Regions from separate parts of the Homo sapiens genome. Here regions 1 and 2 are each linked to region 3. Evidence: chromatin contacts called from ENCODE Hi-C or POLR2A ChIA-PET data. All regions are on one chromosome and are shown on one strand. The core of a region is the stretch at or near the end of the contact, and the rest is flanking DNA. Distances in the headings are between cores, read along the strand shown.

What was found. A loop is a pair of places that touch in the nucleus more often than their neighbours do. ChIA-PET counts read pairs that join two places held with the same protein, here RNA polymerase II (POLR2A). Pooled maps may share reads with other maps.
Region 1: a loop to region 3 is called in a map of chondrocyte, with 3 times the contacts of the local background. The contact joins two enhancer-like sites. A Hi-C loop is called at or near these places in 5 of 168 maps with a recorded cell type or tissue (A673, aorta, chondrocyte and 2 more). POLR2A ChIA-PET finds 5 or more read pairs at or near these places in 1 of 52 experiments (HepG2).
Region 2: a map of endothelial cell of umbilical vein shows a loop between it and region 3 (6-fold over the local background). The contact joins two enhancer-like sites. A Hi-C loop is called at or near these places in 9 of 168 maps with a recorded cell type or tissue (IMR-90, PC-3, aorta and 5 more) and 6 of 50 pooled maps. POLR2A ChIA-PET finds 5 or more read pairs at or near these places in 3 of 52 experiments (AG04449, AG04450 and MCF 10A).

The regions. Positions count from the first base shown.
Region 1 is chr2:215,621,944-215,626,103 of GRCh38, forward strand. LINC00607 (long intergenic non-protein coding RNA 607) reads right to left here. Exons shown (of 10, transcript NR_037195.1): 6 at 2,169-2,292; 7 at 743-818. All of the region lies in intron 2 of LOC102724861 (a long non-coding RNA gene), which reads left to right. Among named protein-coding and RNA genes, the nearest start is that of LINC01614, 94 kb to the right of the region's middle. Within about 2 kb of position 2,593, at least 10 of the 41 ENCODE cell types and tissues checked have a DNase peak (open chromatin) inside an H3K27ac peak, as active enhancers do.
Region 2 is chr2:215,457,469-215,462,115 of GRCh38, forward strand. LOC102724849 (a long non-coding RNA gene) reads left to right here. Exons shown (of 4, transcript NR_110607.1): 3 at 4,482-4,647. Among named protein-coding and RNA genes, the nearest start is that of FN1, 24 kb to the left of the region's middle. Within about 2 kb of position 3,328, at least 2 of the 41 ENCODE cell types and tissues checked have a DNase peak (open chromatin) inside an H3K27ac peak, as active enhancers do; they include endothelial cell of umbilical vein, where a contact is called at or near this core.
Region 3 is chr2:215,527,291-215,531,540 of GRCh38, forward strand. No RefSeq gene overlaps it. Among named protein-coding and RNA genes, the nearest start is that of FN1, 93 kb to the left of the region's middle. RefSeq lists an enhancer at 834-2,033. Within about 2 kb of position 1,406, at least 5 of the 41 ENCODE cell types and tissues checked have a DNase peak (open chromatin) inside an H3K27ac peak, as active enhancers do; they include endothelial cell of umbilical vein, where a contact is called at or near this core.

The DNA of each region.
Region 1 (4,160 bases), core at 1,343-3,842, 96 kb after region 3:
GTATAAACCTTGACCAGTGAACTTTTATGTAGTGACTATTTGTTCAGTTGTCCTTCTTCTCTACTAAACATGGGCTCCTGGAGGGCATGGAGTGTGTTGTTTGTCTCTATCCCTAATGTCTAGCACAGTGACTGATGCATTGGCGGTATTCCATAAATGGTGGTTAATGAATTGTACTTGGACAAAGAGGCCTTGGAAGAAAGATAGTGATAGCGTCAAGGAATAAAATTTGTTTTGAATATAAGTCTTTGCCCCACCCACAATTTTTGGCTCTAGGGAGATAATAACAAAGATTTAACTGGAAATTCATTTCCCCACAAATATATAGAAACCCAGAAAATAGACTTAGGATTTAGAGCAGCAAGGCAATATCCTAGTAATCTACTGAAGCAGTTTGGCTGTTCTGCCACCCTGGAGGTAATTGTATTTGCGGTTGAGAAGGGATGCCACATCACATTATGTTGATCTGTATATCCATCACTGCCTGTGCTTTCCTCTGCCACCCCCTTGCATGATACAGTGTAATTCCAGTGATAGAGACTATTGTGACATTGCTAATATGAGGGAAAAAATAATTTTTTAAAATAAGGGATTTAGCAATGCCTGTGAAATGTTGAACATAGATACTTTTTAAAAAGTACTCATTTCTCATTTCTCTTTTACATGCTGGGATGTTTCCTTCAAGCCCTCCTTCATCTAAAGATGATGTAAATTTTCTGGCACATAAATCCCTCTTTCTTACCTTCCTTTTCATCGTTAAATACTCTTTCCTTTCTGAAGGGAAGCACAGTTCCCCAAAGCCCATTGGTTTGCAGCAGCTGCAATAGAAAAAACCTGTGTGGAGTTCAAGTTTTTTTTTTTGTTTGTTTGTTTTTTGTTTTCAGAAGGAGGGAGAAGGGAAGTTCTACCCAAACAGTAATGGCCAGGTAGGAGACTCATACCTATTCTCCATCAGCTCTCTCTGAATCTGCCTGGGTACTACCTGGGCCTTGTCTTCAGGGCTGCAGTTGCCATAACTTCATAGGTTTTTGCAAATTCAGCTCCCAGAAGATGTTTTGTTTATTATTGTTTGCCTGTGATTATGGCCTACAGCTGTAACCACGATTTCCAGCTGACTTGTCAGCAGTTCAGCCTAATTGCAGGCAAAAGGACTCAGCATAATGTAGGTAGGGACCACGTAAGGTGCTCTATACAATCACACAGCCCTGGGCTCCAATCCCGGCTATAGCTCTGTGACTCTGAACAGGTTACTTACTCTCTGAGCCCTTTAGTATACGTGTCTGTAATATCGGAATAAAAATATAGACTTCACTATATTGTCATGGAATTAAGTAAGGTGAGGTATGTAAAGGGTGTGGGAAAGAGGAGGCCCTATAAACAGTACAAATTCATTCCACTTTTGATTAGCTTCCTCTCTCTCCCAGTAGTAACAGAGGCTGCAAGATACAGAGGAAAATGGAAAACGCATCTTTGTTGGGATGCCCTGTTCACTCTTTCTGTCCCACCTCTTTTATATTCTCTTGCTATGGGAGGGCTGAAGGCCTCAGGATGAATGAGGGAAAATGAAGATGAAAACATGTTCTTAAGCGAAAACTTTTAAGAGAAGCAACAATACTTTCCTTGAATTCAAATTTTAAAAATCATAAATAGGCTTTGTATATTCTTTTTTTTTTTCTTTTTTTTTTGAGATGCAGTCTTGCTCTGTCACCCAGGCTAGAGTGCAGTGTTGCAATCTCGGCTCACTGCAACCTCCGCCTCCTAGGTTTGACTGATGCTCCTGCCTCAGCCTCCCGAGTAGCTGGGATTACAGGTGCCTGCCACCATGCCGGGCTAATTTTTTTGTATTTTTAGTAGAGACGGGGTTTTACCATATTGGCCAGGCTCGTCTCGAACTCCTGACCTCATGATCTGCCTGCCTCGGCCTCCCAAGTGCTGGGATTACAGGTGTGAGCCACCGCACCTGGCCAGCCTTTGTATATTTTTATCACTTATATTTGAATACTGTCCAAACAAACTTCCCAGATAAAAGTTCTAAGTTTAAGCTTTGGAAATGTGTTGCTGTGGCCACTTATACTCAAAGAAAAGAGAGGACGAGGGAGGGGGAAGGAAGGAAAGTACTCTGGATCCAAAAGTTCAGGGTAGTTTTACAACACTTTGACAACACTTACTTGCCTGGTCACAGCATTTGCTTTCTCTTACCAGCAGTTTCTTCAAGTTCATGGCATTGCACGTGGAGTGGCAGGACTTATGGAGCGGTTTTGATGCGATATGATACTCTGCCTTAAAACAACTCTAGAGAAAGACACAGGAGACACAAATGAAGTGAATAGACATGCCCTTTAATTAGCATATATTCAAAGACCTGTCATGATGGGGCGATATACTAGGACCTTCAGTTTAACATTACTTAAGTGGGTAAAATGTGCAGAGGAAATTTCTTTGGCCCCAGAGTCTATCTGTCATATACATTTGCTGGGTCCAGCTGTATTTCCTAAATGCTGAACATATCGTTCTGGCTGTTTATATTCTTGGCATCCAGCACTGCTGTGCATTCCCAAGCGCCAGAGAGCACGGAGCGCAGCAGTAGCTTTCCCTAAAAGGCCTGTAAAGCCATGACTAGTTTATTCTCTCAAGGATCCAAGGTACTTGTTAAAGCACAAGATCTGTTGCAACTGACGTGGCTCTGAATTAAATGTGTCGCAACACATTCTTAGGGAGACAGAGTTCCTTTGACTAACAGCCTCCATGTTTGTCAAAACTACTGTAAGCCAAAGGTTAGCAGCAGCATCTGGCAGCACAAAACCAAGTCTACAAAGCTAAAGTAAGCACTAGGCCAGTGAGTCCAATGCCTGCTACAGCTTACTCTCTCCACTGCTCGGTCTGGGTATGAATTTACAGACTACACTGGGTGCATAAAAACAGAGCAGAAACCTGGGTGATTCTTTTACTCCCAGAGAGAGATGCCCAACTCTGTTTTGGAACAGGCAATGTGGTGGATTTTCAAAAACATTTGTTTTCATTGATTATATATTTTAAATGAAAAAAATGACATTTTTAGGTAGCTCAGTTTAAGATATTCAAAATCTCATAGAGGCAGAAACATTAAAAAGGGCTGGGGGAGGGATAGCATTAGGAGAAATACCTAATGTAAGTGACAAGTTAATGGGTGCAGCAGACCAACATGGCACGTGTATACCTATGTAACAAACCTGCACGTTGTGCACATGTACCCCAGAGCTTAAAGTATAATGAAAAAAATAATTAATTAAAAATTTAAACAAAAAAGTAAGTCTAAGATCAAATGGCACAGGAATGCAGTGGAGGGACTTAACCCAGGCTGAGACAGGAGGGGAGGCAATGGTGGCACCATGGGGCTGCTACCAGTTTCCCTGGAACCCCAGATAACTCTGCAATCCGAATAACTGGACATACAGCATCCAGCTTGTTTACACACCTTCACTTTGAGCCACTGGGGGATGGGCAGATTGGTACACAGGTTTTCTAGAGGAGGCCTAAATTAAGGTTTAGAGTGCAAACTGAAACAAATGGGGAGGTGTCACTCTTATAAAGGTTAGAATCCAGCTTTCACTTGAGGCCGAATACTTCTGATGTCTCAGCTTTATGTGTGTTTAACACAGTAGGTATCAAAGCATCTGATATTTCAAAATGCACTTGTGGCCTACCTCTGACTCTGACCTAAAGAGGGAATGAAATAATTTGTAAGCATGGCAGATCAAGGAAAAAGAGAATTTGTTCTAGCAAAAGTCTTTAAAAGGTGATACCTTTGGATATGGAAGTTTCACTTAAAGAATTTTATTTCAAGTGAATACTTAAGAGAATATTTAGTTACAAGTATATCCATCACTGTTTTGTTTTCTTCTTGAAAGAAAGGAAAAACAGGAAGCCATCTAAATATTTGTCCAACAGTAACACATTATATGGTACAGTCCTATAATAGAATAATTTACAGTCTTTAAAAAGTGATTTTATAGAATAATATGAAAAAATGGAATGACATTGTTCAGAAAAAAAAAGCAAATTGAGAGTCATGCTATGAAAGACACTACAAAGAGGGTAAAATGACAAAATATTTGCAAATCATATATTGGATAAAGAACTTCTATCCAAAATACAAAAAAAAGTCAAAAAAACTCCATGAG
Region 2 (4,647 bases), core at 2,078-4,577, 68 kb before region 3:
AAATGCCTTGGTCATTCTCTCCCAGCATAATCCAAGCAAAGATAAACAATGACCAATGAATAAGGCTCAGTAGTCAATCGGTTGAATGGGAAAGCACCACAGCCACTTAGATCATAAAAAGCCCAAGTCTGCAGCCACTCAGTCAGTCCATTCTGCTAGCAAATTTCTGTTTATATATCTTCTCTCCAAGAAGGGGCTCTTCCAAAGCTGGCCCTAGATAGTTCCTCAGCCGATCGGTGAATTAATAGTCAATTAACTAAGTATTAGGTTGATGTGAAAGTAATCACGGTTTTGCCATTGAATATGTTACATTGAATATAAAGGCAAAAATTGCGATCACTTTCATACCAACCTAATATTATCACCTCTTTTTCTAATATGTGACCCTGTGATAAGAGAAAACCCCCCGATTTTCCTCTAAAGACCCATTCATTCTCCACTTTCAGTGCATGCTTTTCAGGTCCTGCTGATCTCAGGGTGGGATTTTGATTCAGGTCCCAGTAATCAGAGCACTGCAGTACCTGATTACCAACAGCCTTTACTATTTGTTCATGGCTGGGCTTGCAGTCCAAACTAGGCCAATGGAAACCCTTCCTGAGAATTTTTAAAGAATTAATTAATAATCACACTTCCGTTTGGAATTGCTAAAGTGGTAGAATGTAGGTGTGATGCTACTGGTGATTACTCTGCCTCTGTGTGGGAACAGCCTTCCTGAGAATGAAGGCACCCCAAAGAAAAGTGAGCTCTGAGATGGAAGGGCTCAGCTCTGAAGATGTCATTTGAGCATCTATACGGTGCTGCATTGTACATATCATGCTTCTGGACTTCTAAGTTATTGAGCCAATAAGTTATTATATTTTGTTTAAGCACATTTGAGTTTGCATTTCTGTCATTGTCAACCAAGAGTTCTAACAGTCGGCTCACAGAGCCTCCGATGTAACGTTCCCACTGTAAACATTCAGATTGATTAATTAATTTGAATCCCAGCTATAGAACCCTGATAGAGAGAATCTCTACCCTCTGATCCAATCAGACAGGCTCACAGAGCACAAACATACCTGTTGTACTCTGGTGGGTGGGTGAGGGGGGATAGTGATCATGGAAGAGGAACAGAGATACATAACCAAAGCCATTTGGTTCAAATGTGTGTGACTTTTATAATCAGACAATAAGAATATTTATTTTGAATAATCACTTAAAACAATTTAAGTAGATTTGAATAATCTATTAACAAATTTTTGCTTTTTTGTTACATTCAGTGGCTGCCAAGAGTTTTTAATCACTCAAGTGATTTTAGTTAACAATTAATAATGAAAATCTAAGCAACAAAAATGTTCACTCTAAGTCATTTGACATAAGAGAACTAGTGCTCAGATGGTACACGGAGAACCCATTTTTCATTTCCACGCTTCACAATCTCACACTCTTTTGCCAAATTCCTACAACCAGTCCTTAATGACCTAGTCTCAGTCTCAAAGTACCTCTCTCCCTAAGGCATCCTGTCTCCCCAGAAACAGGAATGTATTGCTAAGTGGACCTTACAGATTATTTAGGCCAGCTTTCATATGAGATGAAAAGTTTCAAAGAAGTCAATAATAGTGAAACATTTTTTTAAAAGGTTGGGGGGGGGATTCTAATTTTATTGAAATCCCCCAAAGAACTTGATATTACAGGTGACATCAGTTCCAGCTCAGACTGTAGCTAGTTGAGTCCTCTGTTCCACAGATTTTATTCCTAAGTAGATCTTTGCCTTTAGAAGTGAGTGTCAAGCCTATTCAGTAATTTCAAGCTGGAAGAGACCTTGGGAATTTTCTAGTCCATATCTGTCATTTTATTTTTATTTTTATTTTTTTTGAGACTGAGTCTTGCTCTGTTGCCCAGGTGGGAGTGCAGTGGTGCTATCTCGGTTCACTGCAACCTCTGCCTCCTGGGTTCAAGGGATTCTCCTGCCTCAGCCTCCCGAGTAGCTGGGATTACAGGCATGTGCCACCACGCCTGACTGATTTTTGTATTTTTAGTAGAGATGGGTTTTCACTGTGTTGGTCAGGCTGGTCTTAACTCCTGACCTCTGGCGATCCACCTACCTTGGCTTCCCAAAGTGCTGGGATTACAGGCACGAGCCACTGCACCCGGTCCATACCCATTATTTTAAAGAGGAGGAAACTCAGGCTCAGAAAATATGGACCAATAATCAAAGCAGGGAGACACGTACATCCCAGGAAGGAAAAATGGCTGGAACAAAGGCGCTGAGTCAAGAAAAGATATACTCAGGGACAAAATTTTGAAAATGAATTTGGATGTGACTTTAGTTGCTTAATGGGTTGACTGTAAACTTGAAAGGTAAATTATTAGGTCCAAATTATAGAAGGTTTTGAATGTTAAGGTGAAGGGTTGTTGCTTTGTTTTTAACTTTATAAACACATAAAAGTAGGGAAAGTTGAATAATGAAAGCCATGTGGTTACCACCCATTTTCTACAATGATCAACTCATGATCAGTTATATTCCTTCTATGACTCTACTTCCTCCCTCCTTCTCTTCTGTCTCCCAGATTATTTTGAAGCAAATCTTTGTCATAATATAGCTTTATAAATATTTCAACATATTTCAAGCCCCAAACTAAAGACTTAGAGGGTTTCTAAGTATTCTGTAGATAAGAAGAAGCCTTTGAATATTTTCAACCCAGGGAGCAACATGTTCAGAACTGCAGAAGGCTCTTCCGGCAGTTCCATATGGGATGGATTGGAGTAGGAAGTGGCAGGGTAGTGTAAGCACTTGATATGCCACATTGTCCTTGTCACAGAAGCGTTGTTTCCTATTTTCCAAGTTTAACGTATGCTCTATAGTTTCCCTTGCTGGTATTTAAGGGTAGAAATAATTTATAGATTCTTGGCCAATGGAGATATTTCCGTTTTAGAGGTTTTGTCATTCTGACATTTCAGTTTCACGCTTTGTAGTTCTTTTATGCATTGAGGTGTATGGCAATAATGTAAGTGTGAATTTTTCTATTTCTCCTTATGTATTAAATATTCACCTTTTATTTTATTATATTGCTTAATGAGGACATTCTGTGTACTAGTTTGATGTTTATGGAAGAAAAACAAAAGCTTCCCTAGCTCTAAAAACTTGCCTTTTAAGTTCCTCATCTCTATAAGTAGCAAAACATAACACATAAATTATTCAGGCAATACAAAATGAAAATAAATACATTTCAATTGGCTATCTAAGAGATTATTTCTCTGTGCATTGAGTCTTCTTTTATGTAGTCACTGCAAAACCATGAAAGATTGAAATATTTTCTGAATGAGAAATCTTTCAACATGAAGCAGCACACACAGCACTGTGAGCAGAAACTAAAATAAACCCTGTCTGGCCTCAAGGTTCATGTTGCATATTTAGAGTTGGAAATACTCATTTCAGGGTACATTTTTCTTTAACCCAGTCATCCCAGAGTGGAACAACAACATAGAGAATAGATAAGATTGTCTGTCTGGCTAGCTGAACACACTGTCCTTCACACTGCTGAGAAATTTGCAGAGTATGGTAGAGGTTTTTAGATCTTGAAACTGTACAAGGCACTCTTCTGCTTTTAATTTATGCTTTGAAGATTTATACAAAATAGAAAGACCAAATAACTCACTTTCCATTTAAAGTGCTCACGTTTTCCATCTGGTACATTGTTATGAATAACATGTCTGCATGACATAACAGAAAATTTTTCATACCAGTGCGGGTCTGCCATCAATTTATAATCAGAAATGTCACATGACGTATTGAAAAGAAATCAGAATTACACACGGTTGCTGCATTTGCCTTCTTATATTTCTTACCAGAAGCCCTTTTCCTTCTTTTCAGCTGCCTCTGTGAATTGTGTGGAATCATTAGAGAAAAACCCAAGTAGAGAGCTAGCAATTTTACAAAACTGTAAAAAAGTTCTTTGAATAACCATAACAATGGTATATTTTCAGTGCTTTTCCTGTTATCTTTTTGGTTGCATTTTTAAATCAAAACACAAAATTGATAGATGACAGATAATAAAAAATTTTTATAACCAGATCTCTTCTAATGCTTGAAATTTCAGGTGAATCAACAGAAAGCAATATGAGCATGATTATGCTGCTATAATGGGTCAGACCAGTACCTCATGCTAACTAAAAGTCTGTCTATGACTGTGGCAGTCATGTGTATTTTCTGAAAAAGAATTCTAGCTTCTCTACAGGATTTCAGACTTAGAAAGTCAGAGACCTGCCCAAAGCTTTCCCAAACTTCTAATTAACAGAGGGCCAAGGCAGAGAACTTGAGTTCTCATTACTGATCTCCCACTAATGGGATGTGCCACCTTAGGTGTATTGTTAATTTCTGTTTACAGTGTTTCACTTTCTTTATTTCCAGATAAGAAAAGATTCTAATTACAAAAACAATTTTAAAAGAGTCTACACATAGAAGATAATAATTGCTATTATTTTTACTTATCTAAATCTAGGGAATCATGATTGCCAACAATCACTCAGCACCAACAATTTACTGAATGTTTATCTGCCTGCATTCTTCTTGTGGCTGGAAATGTAGCAGTGAACCAGACCGAGACCCTGATCCGCTGGGTATATAGCTGGGGGAGTCAGACATTCATGAAAATGACTTCTAGTGCC
Region 3 (4,250 bases), core at 156-2,655:
GCAGTGGACAGAGAATCCACACTCTGGCTGGCTAGGGTGCCCTGTTTGAGTGTTCTCATGATTGGGTATTGGCTCCAGCTTATTAGCTGGTAGGATGTTGGCAATATTAAGCTACCCATGGGGTTCTTTATCAATCTTATTCCTTGAAACAGGAATCAAAAACACATATACACTGGCCAGGCGCGGTGGCTCACGCCTGTAGTCCCAGCACTTTGGGAGGCCAAGGCGGGTGGATCACTTAAGGTCAGGAGTTCGAGACCAGCCTGGCCAACATGGTGAAATCCCATCTCTACTGAAAGTACAAAAATTAGCCAGGCATGGTGGTGTGTGCCTGTAATCTCAGCAATTGGCAAGGCTGAGGCAGGAGAAATTGCTTGAACCCCGGAGGTGGAGGTTGCAGTGAGCTGAGATCATGCCACTGTAGAGAGAGAGACTCCATCTCAAAAACAAAAAGGAAAACAAAACAAAACAAAAAAACCCAAAACCCCAAAACACATATACAGGAGAATGTGGGGACTCTGAAATGTGTGAATGAACCAAAGCTAAAACCCTCCCAGTATGTCCCTGGTTCCACAGAAAGAAAGCAGCTGCCGTGTCTACATTGGAAACTAGATCAGTGCATGACTGAAAATAATGATGTGTTGGCATGAGGTTACATACTTAACCAAAGAAAGCTTTTCTTAAATAAAGGGTGAAGAATGACATCAACTATTTGGGTTATCTAGCCACATTGCTTCAAGTTGGGCTTGTTTCCTGAAATCTTTTCCAAACCTTTTGGATTAATTTTTATTGTATTAATAAATATTCTACAACAAACCAGTTTAGTAAAACAATTTAGACCATTAGGACAAAAACACACAAAAAACACGCTAATCTTTTTGTTAGCTACATAATTTTGTTGACATTCTTCTTGATTTTAGAAGGCTGTTAGTAATTGATAGCTTAGATCAAGTCTACACTGAAAAAAGGAAAACAGAATGAAAAAATGTCTTATGAAGTTCACCAGTGTAGATAGTTTAGATTTCAAAGAAAATTTCTTAATTGTGTGTCTATACTATCTGAATGCCTTGATTATTGACTAGATTTTTACCATGTTTTGTGATATTTGTGTGTGTCTGTGTATGTATGTGTCTATCCATCTAATCTATCCATTTCTATTATCTACAACATTTGAGTCAAAGTTCTTGCATTCTTTCTATATTTGCCAAAAGTATGAAAAGAGAAATGCCCTAAAAGTATATATATTTTTATATATAAGTGGTTTTTTTTTTTCTTTCTTTCTAATGGCTCAAAAATTATGTAGGTGGAGGATTTGGCTTTATCTTGAATGAATCATCTTTAGAATCAATACTGATTCAGGGTGAAAATGATCGTGGGGGATTGTTCTCATTTTTCCATGTTGAACATACCATTCCAGAAGTCCTGTGGCAATTCCCAGCTTAGCCGCTGACTCATTCAGCCATATTTCCCTCCACAGGATGTGAGGAGGTGGTATGTCTGGGGACCATAAACATCCCTAAGGCATCACCCCCACCTAACCCTGGGGCTTGACTGAGTTTTATGAAATACAGGGCCAGGCTCAGCCCTTGTGTTTCTACATTGTCTTCAGAAGCCTGAACAATAAACCATAAACCATAAGAAAGATGGGTGTAATTAATTCCTTTTCTACACAGTTGTACACTCTGCTGCTAAGTATTCTAGTCCTCCTATCTTTTCTGCAATGTATTTCTAAACTTTTACATGTAGTGTGGAAAACATGTTGGAATTATGCACACATATAGATTGAGAAGCTTACAGTCCTTGAAACAGGTAAAAACCTGAACTGAAGAAAGTCTGTAAAAGATCTGTATCATGACTTTGTAGGGTAGTTGTTGTATGGTGGGCACAAATCAAATCTAACTGCTGTCCTCATTAGAAGAGAGAATTTGGATACACGAAGAGACACCAGGGATGCATGGACACAGAGAAAAGGCCAGGTGAGGACGCAGTGAGAGTGTGGCCACCTGCAAGTGAAGGCAGCGGGGCTTGGGAGAAATTAAACCTGCCTGCACCTTGATCTTGGGCTGCCAGCCTCCAGAACTGTGAAAATAATTTCTATTGTTTAAACACCCTGTCTGTGGTATTTTGTTATGGCAACTCTAGCAAACTAATACAGTGGTGTAGTAGGAAAAGCTCAGTTTTGAAATACAGTCAGGAGTTGCTTAACAACGGGGCTATGTTCCAAGTTATGTGTTGTTAGGTGACTTTATCACTATGCAAACATTGTAATGTGTGCTTACATAAATCTAGATGGTATAGCCTACTACACACCTAGGCTACATGGTATAGCGTATTGCTCCTAGGCTACAAGCGTGCATAGTATGTTACTGTACTGAATACTGTGGGCAATTGTAACATAATGGTAAGTATTTGTGTATCTAAACATAGAAAAGGTGCAGTAAAAATATGGCATAAAAGATTAACAAGTGGTACATAAGACAGCTTCATTATAATCATGCAAGACCACCATCATATTTGTGGTCCACCATAGATTCAAATGTCCTTATGTGTAACCTGACTGTAGATGAATCTGAGTACAGCTTGCAGCACTAGTGTAATCTTGGAAAAATTGTTTAAACACTCTGAACACCAGTTTCCCCATTTGTAAATTGAGGATAACAATAACTACCTATCAAGGTTATCTTAAGGAACAAATGAATCTATATAGGTAGTGCCTGACATAAAGTAGGTACTCAAGAAATATTTTAGAGACTTTACTCTCTGCTGGGGGAAAGGCATAGAATTTTGCAATTAATCAGATTTGGATTTGAATCTGCATTTCGTCACTTAGCCAAGTGACCTTGGGCACATAACTTAAAATCTGCGATCACCAATCCTACATATAAAACACTAGGAATGTATTACGTTAGGTGCTCAGTACATCTTAGTTCTCCTTGGAGATTCTGGTTACAGACACAGTTCCAATTCTTTCTGAATATCAAAGTAATATATAAACAATGTGTTTGCTAGGGAGAGGTGTGTTTGCTAGGGAGGGTCTAACCGAGAGGATGAGGCTCTAATTACAATATTTATAGTACTTGTATTTTGATTGCTTATGCTTACTCACCACATGATGAGTAAATGGGATGGTCTTTCTGAAGGAAAAGCAACTATACAAAGGATTCAAAGAGAAAGCTTTACCATCAGGCTGACACAAAGGCTATTAATAATCCTGTCCTCGAGGTGCCATGTGAAATCTTGATTCCTAAATGAGAAAATAAGTACATGTAGAGCTGAAATAAGTAAAAATCTATTTATGCAAGAGAAAAGTCACCATTAATTTGCTAAAACATTCCAGACATTTGTAACTTTGTGTGTATTTATATTTATATAATTACTTTCTATGCACACCATTTGATAACTGCCTTTCCCCCCACTTCACAATAGTTTATGGACCTTTTTCCATATTTCCACATCATTAAATAGTCCACTCAGCATTATTTTAAATGACTGAAAGGCACTGCATTGTTAGAATGTACCAGGATTTTAAAACAAATCCTTTTTGTTGGACATTTAGGTTCAACAAACTTTGTTTTTAAAAATCAAGAGGTTAATTCTCTGGTTGCCCATCTGATTGATGACTTAGAGGTGCATAGAGTTGAGGTAAACTGAGTGTGCGAATGTGAACTTGCAGGAGTGGGTGAAGACAGAATGCCTATCTCGGCACTGCAGAAAAAAAGTAGGGAAAGTGCAGCATCGTGAGAAATGCATTTCTGCCTTAAGTTTACTGGGAAAAATCAATTTTAGGGCCTAATAGAGCATCACTTATCTATATGTCACTTGGAATCAGTGTGTTTTCACCATCAACTAAGGACTACTATCTTGGACTGTGTCTCAAGAGAAATGGAGTAGAATCTCCAGATAGCCTTTTTCAGCCTTAGCAACAGGAAAGACAGAAATGACTTGGATATGTACAAACCTTCATAGATGATTGTGTGAAACTTGAGCTTTAAGAAAAAAGATGACAATTCTAAATATGCATTTTCTTGTGAAAGTCATAGAGATATTTTGAGGCGATTCATATTTTTAGATATAGTAGTTATTATTCCCTTCACGAAGAGATAAGATAGGCATTTCATTCCTCTCCCCTTTAGATTCATAAAACAAAGGTGTCTTTCATGGAATCAACTACCCAGCTAGGAAAATGTGTCAGGCTTACCAGTCAAGCTCAAAAATATGAAAAAGGTGACGTCTGTTTAGTTTCTCACAAT